Linked DNA regions of Homo sapiens: region 1 is linked to region 2. Evidence: chromatin contacts called from ENCODE Hi-C data. All regions are on one chromosome and are shown on one strand. The core of a region is the stretch at or near the end of the contact, and the rest is flanking DNA. Distances in the headings are between cores, read along the strand shown.

Region 1 (7,162 bases), core at 2,440-4,939, 450 kb after region 2:
AATGACCTCAGGTGTCTGGGTGGGAGGGAGCCACGGGCGAGTCTGAAGGAGGTGTGCAGTGAGCTCTGAAGCATCTGGGAGGGAAAGATTAAATCCACCCGACAGAAACTCAGGGCCTGGGGTCAGGTCAGCCTGGGCCCTAGCAGAGATCTGGGGCCAGAGCAGCCATCGAGAGCCCAGCCAGCAACCCTGGGGGTGAGAGGAGCAGGGGAGCCAGAGTGGGAACCCAGGAGAGGTCTGGGTAGGATGGGTGGTCAGAGGCCTCTTGGCTTGAGGGCATGTCTGAGGGAAGGGGGTGCTGTGTTCTGGCAGTAGATGTTTGCTGGACATCTACTGTGTACCCAGCATGGGCACAGCAGTGGCTAGGCCAGGCTACACACTGCCTTAGTGGAGTGTATAGAATTGAACGATGCCTACTGCAGGGTGTGGGGGTCTGGGGCCTTCACCTGGGCTTTGGCTCAACAACCCAGGAGGGGAGTGGAGTTGGTGGGGGTCCCAAAGGCACTCCCAGCACCAGGATAGCCCACAGGCTGGGGGCCATAGACCAGCATTCCTTCTGTGGACAGGAGAGACAGTGGGGCACCTCTGCGGGACAGAGAGCTCTGGGTGTCCCATGCCCTCCTTCTGACCAGGCCTGGCTGGCAGTGTGACAGGTGGCTTCTTTCCCCTCTCCTGCTGGCTGCCCTGCTCCTCCATGGGGGAGGCCCTGTGCATGACACAGGCACTGACTGGTGACATTGGCCGGACACTTCCCTTCATCTCTTCCCCTGACAGGTGAGACCAGATGGGCAGGGAAGGGACAGGAAGGGAAGGAGCAGCCAGATTACAGAAGGTGGGGTGGTGGGGCTACTGTACTTCCCAGGGCCCCATCTTTGGGAGGTAAGGATGGGAGTAGGCTGTTTCCTGCAGAGCCTCCCCATTGGATCAGATCTGGCTGCTGGTCTTACCCTCCTCTGCTTCCCTCTCTTGTCCTCACTGGAGTCCCCTGGGGAAGGAACCCATGTCAGAACCCATCCCTCCAAACCTGCAGCGGATGTGGGGGTCTTTGCAAGAGTGAGAGCTGAAGTGGAATAGAAAACCCTGGGACAGGGCTCGAGGTCTGACCCCTCTTCCAGCTCAGCCACCAGCTCACTGTATGATCTTGGTCTGGGCCCTGCCTCTCCCATTTTAGTGTCCCCTAATTAAAGGGTGAGGGGAAGACTTCAGTCAGGACTTACACTGTGTCATGTGTCTTCTAATCACCAGGGACCTTGTTAAAACACAGTCTGATTCAGCTACTCTGGGGTAGGGCCTGAGAGTCTTCATTTCCAACAAGCTCCCAGGTAATGCCGGTGCTGCCAGTTCATGGACTCCACTTTGAGCAGCAAAGACTTAGGCAACTCATTGCATTTGAGTCTGCAAGACCCAGAGACTGTGTCTCTTGGGTCCTTTGCAATCTCACGAGGCATCAGAAGGAAGCCTTGGGATTAGCTCCAGGCTCTGGACTAACAGAGCACGGATCTCAGGTTGGCAGGCAGGGGAACTATCCTAGTCCCCTGCTGAGGCTGTGTTTGGGTAAAAAAGTCCTTCTTGGCAACTGGGCGATTTAATCCAGGGTTGCTTCTGTCTCTAGGGGCTCACAGGACATCTGGAACATGAAGGAACACAACACAACCCACCAATTATCTTGGTGGCCACAGAGGGCCCTCCAAGGAGCTGATGCCCTTTGTGAGGCTAGTAGCCATCAGTTAAATACTGTAATCCATTACACTGAGAATAGAAATGTAACCAGGATGTAGCTGAACATGCCCAGCTTTAGCTGCCATGTGGCTGGGCCTTCCATGGAAAGGACCAGCCTTCTCTAAGGAGAGGAGGAAGCAGACAGAGGCAGTGAGCCCTCCCACTCTGCGCTTCCCCTCACTGGCCTGCTCACACCGCTGGGTGAAGGCACATGTCAGGGTTAGGTAGTTATTCAATGGTATGCCTGCGGCTCTTCAGGAAGGGCTGATTGGATTCCTATCTACATCTTCCACTGCATTTTTGGCACAAAATGCTCTGGCTATTGCCTGACCAATCTTAGCGGTAACTCCACAGGGATGGCGTTACCTATGAGAGGCCCTAGGGTCGGAGTGGAGCTGTGTAGAGGAGCCCAGCGGGTCTGGTTCTCTACCTTGGTCCCAACTATTTACCAGGGCTTCCCGACATCTTACGGCCAGGAATGGGAGATCCAACCAGAGAGGTCTGGAGTTCTGCCCAGGAAGAACCTCCACCTCTTTGAGATCTGGAATCTTCAGGGCCTGGAGGAAGATGCCAGCAGCCCTGGCAGTTCTCATTGGTCAGGGGAGGTCGGTGTGGGGTGGCAGAAGCACTTCTCTGGCTTCCTATTGGGGGATGAGTGTGCAAGCTCAGTGGGCTCCCTGGCTGCCAGAGCAATCTGCTTAAAGGACTGGCTTCTAGGATGCAGGGAAGGGCTCAGAGGGAGCCCCTTCTCTAGCACCTGAGAGACTAAGCCACTTAGGGTGGTGGGCAGGGTTTCTAAGCTGGGGTCCTGGGGATCTGGGCCCCTCTGGCAACTCCTACCCTGTCCCCTTCCCCCACCAGTGGGCTCACTTTGCAATTCTGCTGATGTCAGCTTGAGTGCCTTAATGGGCAGAAAATCCTGACTCCTTTGCCCGACTAGGCTAGCTGGGACTGCAGGGGGCCCCAGGTAAGGAGCATATACTTCTGAAATTTGTGTGTGCCCCCGCGTATGCGTTTGTGTCTTAGGTAGGTAGGTATTTATCTCTGTGTTGTGTGTCTGAAGGTCATGCATGAGCCTGTGTTCATATACACAATGGCGTGCACAAAGGCACATTATGGATTTGTGTATGTTTGTTTGTGTGGAGAGGGTCAGGAGCTCCCAGACATTCCTGAACACTTGCACATGGGTTGGCTGTTATCTCCAGCGCCTGGGAGGAACTGGCTCCTTAAAGGAGGGGGATGGTGAGTTACTTTGTAAAGTGGAGACAAGCCCCTTAAGCCCTGGGGAAAGGGATTTACATAAACCAAGGTCCCACGTTTAGGTTGGGTTCTCAGCTCTGGTGTGCCCATGAAAGACCCTCTCCCAGGTCCTAGCAGAGCTGCTGGCACAGTGCCCTGGGTGCCAGCCCACTGTCCTGCATGGGCTCAGAGGAGCTGGAACGGTGTCAGCTGGTGCCAGCTCCCTGGGGGCAGGGCAGGCCGGGCCAGGCTATGTGAACAGAGTGTGTCCTCAGTCCTCTGGGGGAAATCGGAGACCAGGCCAGATCCTGCCTGCTGGGTCTCTCACCCTCTTCTCAGCTTACACTTCCAGGGAAACTGGTCACCCTGGGTAGAGACTTGCTCCAGATATCAGGGCCCTGAGGCTCCAGCCTGAGCTCCTGGGAGGGGATGTGGTGTAGAGACACCCTTGGCCAGGCCCCTGCCTCAGGCTGGCCTGGGGCGCCAGAGAGACCAGGCTTGTAGAAGGAACGGAGCAGGCTCACGCGGAGCCCTGTGCACGGTGAGCTCAGGGTGCAGAGGGATCTCTGGGGCCCTGGTCACCCTCCCTGGGGAGTCCTGCTTTTCAGTGTGGCAAGAAGCGCCTTGCTGTGTGACAGCCCTCTTCCCCTCCCTGACTCTTAGTCTCCCCTGGGTCCTCTGGGGGCCCTAACAGCAGGATGTACCTGGCCTCCTGCCCGAAGCCTCTCAGAGTGGAGGAGGACCTAGGAGGCTGGACACTGAGATGCGAGAGGCGTCATAGGAGGGGCGGTCCAGGGGCAGGGTGGGGAGGAGACTTCTCTTGCTCATTCCTGGTTCAAATGTTTCAGATGTTGGGATGCAGGGAAGAGGTGACTCTGGTCCCCAGATGCAGGTCAGCTGCCAGAGGCTGGCCAGGGCTTCCCACCCACTGACCCTGGCTGCACTCAGAGGCCTCTCACATTTCTCTTCCTCTCTTCAGTCTACTGTCAGGGCCAGGCATATCCCCTGGGACCCAGAATCTGTCTCCATTGCCCCCAACCCTGCGACACCCTCAAGAGAGGTCTAGAGGGTGGTGACTCAGTAACTCAGAGAGGGCCTTCTGGAGATGCCGCGGCCTCAGAACCCCTCTGTAACCCAATGCTGGCCTCTCAGGCCACGTGCGGGGATGCCTGGCTTTTCTGAATCCTTGCTGCTTCCTCTGGCTTTGAGAAGCAGCACACTTGGTCCTCCTGTTGGGAGGGTGGACACCAGCAGAAGCCTTCCTTGTAAAAGTTTCTAGGAGGCACCTGTGGTGGTTCTCCTCCCCCTCCCCCTTGGTACCATGTCCCAGCCTTGGGATCCCCAAGTCCCCCCACTCCCTTCACTTTGCTGCTGCAACCCCTTGAGAGGTGGCTGGGGAAGGACAGGGGTATGGAGGTCGAAACTCAGGCTAATAAATCTAGGGTGGGGAGCATTTATTTTAATTTTTGTCTTGCAGCTCTTTGTAGAGGACCTAGCCTTTCTCTACTGAACTGAAGGGGTTTGGTCCCATCACCCGAAGACTGGCCCACCTGCCCACACAGGTGGGGGCACAGGAGGTCTGGGAGGCCCCAGGAGGTGGAAGTTCAGAGGCCTGCCTGGCCCTGTCCATCCCACTGGCTGAGGCCAGGCCGGAGGGCCGACCCCAGGGGCCCTCTGTATGCAAGCCGACGCAGACAAGGGCCCAGTGCATAGTTAAGACACAAACACCACACAGCTGTCCAGAGCCTCCAAAGCACTGTTTATCCAGGCTCCATGGAACCAAGTGCCCCCAGCTGCCTGCCCTAGTCCTCAGGGGGGCACTGGCACCGCAGTGGCCTCGGCCTGAGACCCTCGATGAGCCCCAGCCTAACCTGCTCCAAAGCCACTGACACATGCATGTTTAGCCCTTGGCCCATCAAGATGGGGCCCTGGGAATGAACTGGCTGCAGACCCTCCTCCATCCCACACCCCCAGGGGCTCCATCAGTCCTGGCTAGCTCAGCACCATGTTAAATAGCTTCCTTGCAATCTCCCTTAAATAAACCCATCCCCAGAGCAACCTACCCACCCTGCACCCTGAATATATTATCCTATTGGCTTATGCCTTCTAGACTGGAGGCGCTCTCTCCTCTTGCCCTCTACTCCAGGGGATACCATCTCCCTAAAAAACCAGGGGAGGAAGTTTTTTTCTCAACTCTGGGGCAGAGACAAAGGGTGGCCTGGGTTGGAGTGGAAAAGCCAGGAATAGCTTCCTCTGTCCCTTCCCTCCCCAGGGTACTTCCTTCTCCTTGCCCTCTTAGCAGCCTGGGTCAGGCGCGACTTACCCAAGGTCACAGACCCAGGACCCAGAGTCATGACCCATGTAGGAGGTTACCCTGGTTTTGACAGCCCAAACCAGCTCCAGGGCAGGAGGACTGAACTTAAGCCTGCCTCCACCTTGGCCCCTGCAGTTCTCCAGGCTCGGAGTGAGCTGAGGGAGGTTCCAGCTCTTGACTCCACTCTGTCCCGGACCCCTGGGACTATCTCCCAGGACCCTCCACCCCTGGTGTCTCCAGGTCTCTCTTGCTCTGGGGATACTCAGACAGCACCAGGCATGGAAGCAATGGGGCCCGGGACATGGGCAAGCCTGTCCCTGGCCCGATCAGCATCTGGGCCCAGGCCAGGCCTCACACCCAGTACTGGCCATTCTTAAGGGCAGGGTTGGGTGTCCGGCAGAACTGCAGCAGCTCTGGGTCAGGCTGGCCTCCTGGAGGGGGCCCCTGGCCAGGCACAGCTGTGAGCGGGATGGCCTGGCCTGGCTCCACCTTGCGAAAGGTCTCGGTGTCACCAGCCAGGCCGTTGCGGGGCTTGGCAGTCAGGACCTGGACGTCATGCTTGCCCGTCTTGTTGCGTTTTCGGAGGTAGAAGAGCAGGGGCAGGATGAGCGCCAGGAGCAGAAGTACCAGGCACATGGGGATGATGACGCTGAACATGTTGGCCTCAAGGAAGCTCAGGAAGCCTCCCTTGGCCACAGCGGGCTCAGGGCTGGATGCCATGGGGCCTGGCTCGCCTGTGGGGGTGCTGCTCTCTGGCTTCCCTGCTTCCGTCCGGGCGGCCTCGGGGACACTGAGCAGGGCCACGCTGTAGGGCCGGGCAGCATTGTAAGGCTCAGTGGCAAAGTCCAGGGAGGCCACAGCAGGCGGGACGCCCTGTGCCCACAGCTCCAGAGTGAGACTGTCACCTGCGGGGCCGGGGGCCCTCCCCTCTGGCCTGCCCACCTCCAGCCCCAGCCTCCCGTCCTCAAGGTCCTGCTGAGTGAACTGCTCCACCAGCTGGCTGCCCCCGGGCTCCGTCCTGGCTCGGGGCACGCGGACCACGCGGCCATGCCGGGGTCCCTCCAGGAGGCGGAAGCGCGGCACACTGCCTGTGCGGTTGGCCAGCTCGCCAGCATCTAGGACGGTGGGGTCCAGGCGCAGGGTGGCACCCTGGGGCCATGGCCCACCTGCCCACACATGCAGCAGAGCCCTCACAGTGACGTTCACTACGGCTGATGCATTGACACCCCTAGCCAGTGCCAGGACTCTGAAGTGGTCATGAGAGGAGGAGAAGTTGGTGAAGGCAAAGACCACCTCGCCCTGGTCTATCTGGAATTGGCTGAAGGCCGAGGTGGGCCGCCCGCCCACCAGGAGATGCCCATACTGGGGTCCCTGGATGAGGCGGTATGCTGCCTCTGGCTCCTCCCGATCTGAAACCACCCGGAGCTGCTGCTGGCTCAGTGAGGAGCGCCCCAAAGCTTGGGGCACCTCCAGGGGTGCCCGCAGCTGCACCTCGATGGCGGATGGTAGGATGTCCACAGCCAGGGACATGGGCAGGGGTGGGCTGGCCCCATCAGACATGCTCAGCTGGAAGATGCCTGCCACGCTGCTCCCGTTGGCCACGAAGGCCAGCCGCCCTGAATCCACATCGGCTTGCGTGAAGCGGGTCACGGGCCCCAGGCCACCACCCACCAGGCTGAGGAAGCCGTTGTGGGGTGCCCGCTGGACCTCGTACTCAATCTCCCCAGGAGCTGAGTCTGGGTCCACCACACTCAGCTGGGCCCGGGAGATGGGGGCACGAGAGCCTCGGGTGAGCCGGAGTGGGACAGAGGCCTGTGGCTGAGGGGGCCGCTCATTTACATCCCTCACCGTGATGGCAAAGGCCTCTGAGGTTTGGGGTCCAGCCACGGA
Region 2 (7,758 bases), core at 260-2,759:
TTCTCATGCCTCAGCCACCCAAGTAGCTGGGATTATAGGCGTGCACCACCATGCCTGGCTAATTTTGTATTTTTAGTAGAGACAGGGTTTTACCAGGTTGGCCAGCCTAGTCTTGAACTCCTGATCTCAAGTAATTTACTCGCCTTGGCCTCTCAAAGTGCTGGGATTACAGGCGTGAGCACCGCTCCTGGCCCTGAGACTGGGTAATTTATAAAAGAAGTTTATTTGCCTCATAGTTCTGCAGGCTGTACAAGCATCTGCTAGGCTTCTGGTGAAGCGTCAGGAAGCTTTTACTCCTGGCGGGAGGCAAAGAGGGAGCAGACGTGTCGCATGGTGAGAGAGGGAGCAAGAGAGAGGAGGCATCAGGCTCTCCTGTGAACTAATAGAAAACTCACTCATTGAATCACTTGAACCCAGGAGGTGGAGGTTGCAGTGAGCCAAGATCGCGCTACTGCACTCCAGCCTGGGCTGTGAGTGAGACTCTGTCTCAAAAAAAAAGGAAGGAAAGAAAGAGAAAAAAAAATTAGAAATTAGAAAACTCACTCATTACCATGGGGAGGGCACTAAGCCATTCATGAGGGATCCCCCACCATGACCCAAACACCTCACACTATAGGCCCCACCTCCAGCACTGGGGATCACATTTCAACACGAGATGTGGATGGGACAAGTATCCACACTATGTCAGAGGCCTCCCTGTCATCAGAGTCTTCTGTCCTCGGTTCAGGTGCATGCTGGCTTCCATGCCTGGCTTCCTAGGAAGTCATCTTGGCCCCATGGGGTTGGGCCGGGCCACTAGGCTGAGGGTTGGAGCCCTATCTCTCCTAGTCCCAGCCTGGGTCTCCATCACTGACTAGCCCGCTCTGCTTGCTGCATTCTCTCCACACCTGTTCCCTGTAGCCCAGGGGTCAGTCTGGGTGCAGGCCTGGGTAGAGGTCCAGGAGCAGATTCTGCCCCCCAGCTCATACCTCCTGTGCACCATGGCAGCCAAAATGCACCAGCATGACCAGGAGTGCTGGCTTGTCCCTGTAATCCCAGTGTTTTTGGGAGGCTGAGGTGGAAAGATCACTTGAGACCAGCCTAGGCAACATAGCCAGACCCTGTCTCTACAAAAAATAAAATTAGGCATGGTGGCGTGTGCCTGTAGTCCCAGTATAGCAGGACAAGCCGCAGACAAAACTTCGTAGACACCGAGTTGTAGAAGAAGGGCTTTATTCAGCTGGGAGCATCGGCAAGCTACTGCCTTAAAATCCGAGCTGAGTGCACAATTTTTGTCCCTTTTAAGGCCTCACAACACTAAAGATTTCACATGAAAGGGTCGTGATTGATTTGAGCAAGCAAGGGGTACGTGACAGGGGCTGTATGCACCGGTGGTCAGAGTGAAACAGAACAGAGCAGGGAGTTTCACAATGTTCTTCCATACAATGCCTGAAATCTATGGGTAACATCGGGTTCTAAGTCATGAGTTGATTTTTAACTACTAGGTTTAGGCCAGGCAGGCCCAGGCCTGGCTTTGGGCCTGGCGCTGGGCTGCCTGTCTTTGATTTCACTTCCTTGTTTTTTTCTTAAAACAGGTACTGAGTATAAAACAATATGAGAGAGCCTCTCTCTTCCCTCACCAGCTACTCAGGAGGCTGAGGTGGGAAGATTGCATGAACCCAGGAGGTCAGGGCTGCAGTGAGCTATGATTGTGCCACCACATTCCAGCCTGGGCAACAGAGCAAGACCCTGTCTCTAAAACAAGAAACAAAGTGCACCAGTGTGTGGATTCCAGCTTCTCCTGGTGTGTGGACATGACCTCACTCGGCCCCATCAGTGAGTGGGAGGCTGCCTGCTGTCTTCCAGAACGTTCTCATCACTACACCTGTGTTCCTCCTGCATTCTCTGGCAGGCTTTGTGAGGGGACCTGTCACCTACCTCTCTGGCTGCCCTAAGGCCCAGCTCAAACCTTCCCTGCCCCTGAGAACCTTTTCCTGAAGAGTCTTTTCCCCACTGGCAGGCCTTCTTATTTCAGAGCTTTTGGTAGGGTGAGTAAAAGGATCGACTCTCTGCTACCAGCCTGGGAGGAATTGTCCCTAGGGTTGGGTCTCTGGATGGCATATGAGGGTCTAGACCAGGACCCAGATGACTGTAACCTGAAGGGCAGGACCTCAGCTGCCCCAGCTTGACACAGCCCCTTGTCCAGCCTGACCTTCTGGGACAGGCCCGACCCCTGCATCCTTTGGTCTTGGTCCCTACTGGGAACTCTGGTTACCCTGGCTTACCTACTTTGACTCCAAAGGCAATGCTGACATCCCCCGTGAGACACAGTGACAGACTGAGACTAACGTAGGGTTACCTGGCTCAGAGTCACCATGGCCAGGCAGAGGTCAGGTCCTGGCCTGGTTCAAGATCTTCCCCAATGCCCTTCTAGCTCTGGTGCCCTGCAGGGTCTACCTTGGAGCACCTGGAGCCCGAGAAGCTGCCCCTCACCTTTGAGATCCCAGGGACCCCCTCCCTGATCATGATGAAGGCGGAACCAAACCCGCTGAGGTGCCTGAAGGAGGAAGGGTCAGCCTCTGCCTCCCACGGCCTCTCTGATGGGGAGGATGTTATCGCAGCAGCGTGAGCTGGGAGCGGAATCGGGAGGATAGGGGTTTTCTCTATGGGTAGCTCTGGGCTCCAGGGTGGAGCCCTTTTAACCTGGCCCCTCCCCTGTGACTCTCCTTGGCCCCAAGCAAAGAAAGCAGCTTGCCCGAGGTCACCTGACAGGTAGGAACAGAGTGGGACCTGGGTTCTTTCTCACCCAGCTGCAGCTCCCCCGGCTTGCCCCACAGCCCCTTCCACCAGGTGACACAGAACCTGGCAGGCTGTGCCCCATAGAAGAGTTCACTTTCCTTCTGGTGAGGGATGGGAACCACCTTGGGGCGGGAGGGATGAGGGGTCTGGGGGCTCTCCCAGCCCTGCCTCACATTTGAAGGATGGCATCTGGGTGGCAGCATGGTTTAGGCTACACAGGGCGGCCCCGAGGTTTATAGCCTGGCCTCGGGCGGATGCTGCCATGCCACCTTCTCTTTTGCACATCCTGACCTGGCACCCTACCTAGTTAAAGGTCCTCAGGTCTCCTGGGCATTGCCCCCACTCCCTGCCCAGACACAGCTGTCCTTGTCCTGGACTAATCTTCAGAGATTCTTGTCCAGCCCACAGCTTTGCTGGACATCGCAGGCTGGGCCAGGTCCCCTGCCCAGCACTAACATCTCTTTGTGAGTCTCAACCAGACTGAGCTGTAGCGTCAGGGTCAGGGTAGGCTCTGACTTAATTGATGGTGTCAATAAACCCCCAGGACAGGGGGGTTTATTGATGGTGTCACATCTGCTTACATTCTTGGCCTCTATGGTCTCTTTGGGGCATGATACCCCTCTGTCCCATGCTTAGGTGCCCACATGTGGCCACAAGTGCCTTTCCTACCACTATCCCTACTTGAGGCCGGTGTCCAGGAACCTGTGGCTCCAGGCAGAAGGCTGAGCGCAGAGCCAGGCCTGGGCAGACATTCCGCAGGGGCTGCAGGAGCTGACAGCCCTGACCACCCAGCCCGTGGCCATCCATTCCCCTTCACCGTGGCTGGCCCCTCATCCACCATCCTTCCAGGGGCCAGGCCTGGGCCCAAACTGACTTTTGCCTGCCCCAGTCCCCCTCGTGTTCTTGGCTGAGTGTGATGGTCTTGCCCGTTTCCTTGATTATCCTCAATCAGAGGTTTATAGAGCCACTTGGGGACATCACATCTATCTACCAGGTCCTCACCAGAGACATGACTGCCTTGGGCCGGGCCTGGGATAGTCAGGGGTCAGACTCACCTGTTGGGACCTGGCTTCAGCGGCTTCAATGTGGGCAATGGCCTGATGGGCGGCTGCCCCTTCTCCTCTGCTTGGGGGAGGTAGGAGAGGAAGGTCAGGCAGGAGATCTGCTTCCGGCCCACCTGACGCTGGTTGGAAGCAGGGCGCCCACCTGTGCCTGTCTCACCTCGCTGCAGGTGCATCGGAGGCTGAACCGCTCTCCTGATCTCCTGCAGGTGCAGATTCCACATTTCCAGTGGGTGTCGGGGTGGGCTCCAGAGCTCTCCTGGCCCTAGGGAACCCTGGGCTCCATGAGGCCTTGGCCTAGCCAGATTGTTTCCCACACTGTCACCTCCCCATACCGTCACCTCCTCAAACATGGGGCTGCATGCTCTGTGCCCTGGGTGGGACATTGGAAGGAGTTCCACCTTCCAGGTTTGGATCACAGTAAAGCCTCTGCCATGGGGATGTGCTGGCTGAGACAGATGGGGTTGAACCAGCCCTGTCACTTTGGCCTTGGGCAAGTCACCTGTGCCTTGCTTCCCTTTCCCCAGCAGCCAGACGGGGATAATAGCACCCATTTCACCCGTACTCAGGTGCTCACTTGTTAGCGGGAACTGAGTCCCAGAGGAGGTGCAGGCAGAGCCATCGAGAAAGCACTGCAGCTGGACCTGGGTCTGAGTCGCAGTTCCTGGCTGTGAGATGCGTCTCTCCCTCTGTTTATTCATCTGAAGGACAGGGCTGTGCTGTTCTGGGGTCACTGTGACAATTCAGCTGGCCTGTGTGAGTTGGTGGTGGCTTCCTGAGATGGTTTGAGGTGGGCTGGAGGTGTGTCTTGAATGCCCCCTCGCCTCCATGGGGAAGACCCACTTAGGGAAGACTCGTGGCTGTATGGAGGAACCCACGTTCCCTGCCCCCCAGCTGTCCTCTGTCCTTTCCCAGCCCCCTCTGCTGTCCTGCAGTTTCTGGCAGTGGCCATCCAGCTTGTTGGTCATCTGGCTGGTCCACTCTTCCAGGTGGACCCTCTCTCCTCATGTGGTGCAGGTCCCATTGCACCACCACCAGACAGGCCATGCTAGCCCCAGGGCCCCCTTTCCCTGTTACCCAGCCCCCACCCCCAGCTATGTGCCCCCTCCCTAAAGCCCACTGTGTCCACCAGCTGTGTTTGAACTGTCTGTGTGCAAGACCTCATGCAAAGCCTGAAACAGCCTGGCTTGTAGAGGGCCAGGAGACCAAAGCTTGAAGAGAGAGTGACGGTCTCCCAGAGCCCACTTAGCCTCAGCCCCAGGGCTGTGTCCATGCTGGTCCTGGCTCCATTGAGCCAATTCTCTCCCATGACGCCTGTAAGGGCTCCAGTGGTGATGGAGGTAGCTGGAGAGAACAAGGCTGCCATAACCCTCCCTCCCTGAGAAGGCCCAATGGGGAACGTTTTAGGCATCAGGGCATTCTGGGGGCATCTTCCAGGGACCCCTCCTACACCCTGCCCTGCCCTGGCTCTCTAGTGAGAAATTGCAGTTGCTTGGACAGTGGGGCTGACCCAGGACAAATGCATATATTGGGCTGGTCTTTGGGGTGCTGGGGTGGGGGCATGGGCGCTTCAGGGATAGGAAGGAGAGGCCTGTGTATTCCAGAAGTACAGAGGAACCTGGTGCCGGCCACAGTCAATCCCGATGTGATGATCTTTCTACCCGCCCTCTTTGATGTCTTGGTGCTGGCTGCTGTCTTTGGCCACATAAGCTCATGGTCTGGGTTCCTGGGGTCCCCTCGCTGGGCCTCCACACTGCCTGCAGGTAGAGGAGCCTTCAGGCCAGGACTATCCTTGGCTCCCCTTTCCAGGTCATGGGTTCAAAGACCATTCCTGGGTTCCACCACCGCCAAGCCTCAATGGTGTCCTGATGGGCACGGGAGCTGCTGGGGCGTTCTGGGTTAAGACCCTTGCCTATCCCAGTGTTCCCCCCTGCAGTGGGGCTGCAGGGGTTGGCCTCAGTCTCTGCCCTGGGAGCCTGCCTCACCTTGGCCTGGCGGCCCCACACCTGCCCTGGAAGACCCCCCCACACTCAGTGGCTCTGATTCACTGTAGAGCAGCCAGGGCCCCCGTTGCTCACACCCTCTGGCCTGAGGCTGACTGGCTCTGTGGCTGGGTTTGGGGGTCAGGGAGGGGGGTGGGCCTTGCCCTCAGCAGCCCCCATTCCCACTCCGACCCCTTTTCAGTCTTCCTCCTCTTGTGGGCTCTACCCTGGGGCGCCCCCAGCTCCTCACACCATATGACCGTCTAAGTATCTAGAAATCAGTTTTTTAAATACCAACTTTGGATTGCTTCCTGACTTTTCCATACCCCCAAAGGGCCAGTGTTTGTCTTAGGACTGACAGTCCCTCCAGCTCTACTGGGCCAGACCAGGCGGGCGTAAGGGTGCCCCTGCCCCAGCCCTCTTTGGGGCGGGCTTCTGTCCCCTTCCTGCTGCCTCTGCAGCTGAGTTCCTGCCCCAGGGAGAGAAACTTAACCCAGCTCTGTGGGGATGAAGGTGCCCTGCAAAGCGCCACGGGAGGGCTGCCAGGCTGCCGTGTTCTGCTGTCTGAGGCCCGCCATGCTGGGCCACGCCCAGAGCCGGCCTGAGTGCCCCCACCTCAGTGGGCTTTGTGATGTGTATGTACAGGATCACACCTTGCCCTTTCCTCCGGTCTGACCCTTCCCTATCTCCCCGCCTCAACCCCATGTCCTGTGTGTGAGCACCCAGCTCACTCTCGTTCCTCCCTCTCCAAAGTGTGGTCCCTGGCAGCACGAGTGGCAAGAGGGTCAGCAGAGACTGCGGACACCTGAGCTGTGCCTAAGTCCTCTGTGTGGTCTAGCTGTGTGTGCTGGGGGAGGCTCTTGGCCACCATTTCCCCCTCTGTAAATGAGACCGATACCTGTGGCATGGAGGGCGGGAGGCTGGTGTGAGTGCCAAGCACTTGGAGCAGGGCCCTGAGTGAGCATGGACGTGGGAGCAGGGGTGTTTCTCAACTTTGTGCACCTTGGGGATGGGAGTGGGGCTCCCCGCGTGGGTTGACAAGGCATTGCTTTCCCCCACCCCACCTCTGTCCCAGCCCTGCAAGTCCAATCCTTGGGGGTTTTGGAGGGAAGAAGCCCTGGCTGTGTGTCCTCGAGCTGGTCCTTGGCCCTCTCTGGCTCTGAGTTCTGGGGAAAGTCAGTGGTGCTGGAACTCCGGATTCATTCCTCAGGGTTGAGGCACCGTCTGTGGAAGCCATGGGGCAAGGTGAAGGCAGGGAGAGGAGAGGTTTGGAGTTTGGGTTTCAGCAGAGGGAGCAGCAGCATGAGGGGTCACCTGTGTGTAGAGGAAAGGGAGTGAAGGCCAGGAGTGGGGAATGAGTCTGAGTGCACCCAGGACGGTGCTGCGCCTCCTCCCACATCCACTTGGCCCCGGGGGAGGGAGAAGAAAGGCCATAAGACAAAGGGGAAGCTGAGTTGGGTCCACACATGTCCTTCCAGGACCTGGAGGTGCCACTGTCTGGCCCTCATGCAGTGGGAAGTGGGGGAAGGAAGATTCCCTCCCCACACCTCCTGTTCTCTGTCCCAGGTCTCCTGGCCTCCTGTGCTCCTAAGTTCAGTCTCTGTCGGCCCCCAACATCATTTCTAGTGTTGGTGGGAGGGAGCTGGGAACAGGCGAGGGGTAGGTGGGGCCTGCTTGGGGGAGTCTGCCTGACTGCCTGGGCCACTGCCCACAGTACTGGGGAGCTTTTCTGGCACACCAACTGCACCCCCCAGGCACTGCCAATGACAGCCCCCGGGGAGTGTTTGCAGAAGGCCTTGGCAGGAGGCGCGGTGGACCCCACCCAGAACAAACAATTGGGGTGGGGTCAGGGAGAACCGCCCTCCACTTACCTGTCTGGAGAGGGTCCTCTGTACCACACTGTGTGCTTCTACACACCCAGGCTGAACACCCCATGG

The links. A loop is a pair of places that touch in the nucleus more often than their neighbours do. Pooled maps may share reads with other maps.
Region 1: a map of HL-60/S4 shows a loop between it and region 2 (3-fold over the local background). The contact joins two enhancer-like sites. A Hi-C loop is called at or near these places in 1 of 168 maps with a recorded cell type or tissue (HL-60/S4), 1 of 37 single-sample maps with no recorded cell type and 4 of 50 pooled maps.

Annotation. Positions count from the first base shown.
Region 1 is chr15:75,669,927-75,677,088 of GRCh38, forward strand. It overlaps CSPG4 (chondroitin sulfate proteoglycan 4), which reads right to left. Exons shown (of 10, transcript NM_001897.5): 10 at 4,396-7,162. The coding sequence ends at 5,624. Among named protein-coding and RNA genes, the nearest start is that of SNX33, 26 kb to the left of the region's middle. RefSeq lists an enhancer at 4,392-5,179. Within about 2 kb of position 3,690, at least 23 of the 41 ENCODE cell types and tissues checked have a DNase peak (open chromatin) inside an H3K27ac peak, as active enhancers do.
Region 2 is chr15:75,218,067-75,225,824 of GRCh38, forward strand. No RefSeq gene overlaps it. Among named protein-coding and RNA genes, the nearest start is that of C15orf39, 20 kb to the left of the region's middle. RefSeq lists enhancers at 578-627, 1,438-1,627, 1,708-1,767. Within about 2 kb of position 1,510, at least 2 of the 41 ENCODE cell types and tissues checked have a DNase peak (open chromatin) inside an H3K27ac peak, as active enhancers do.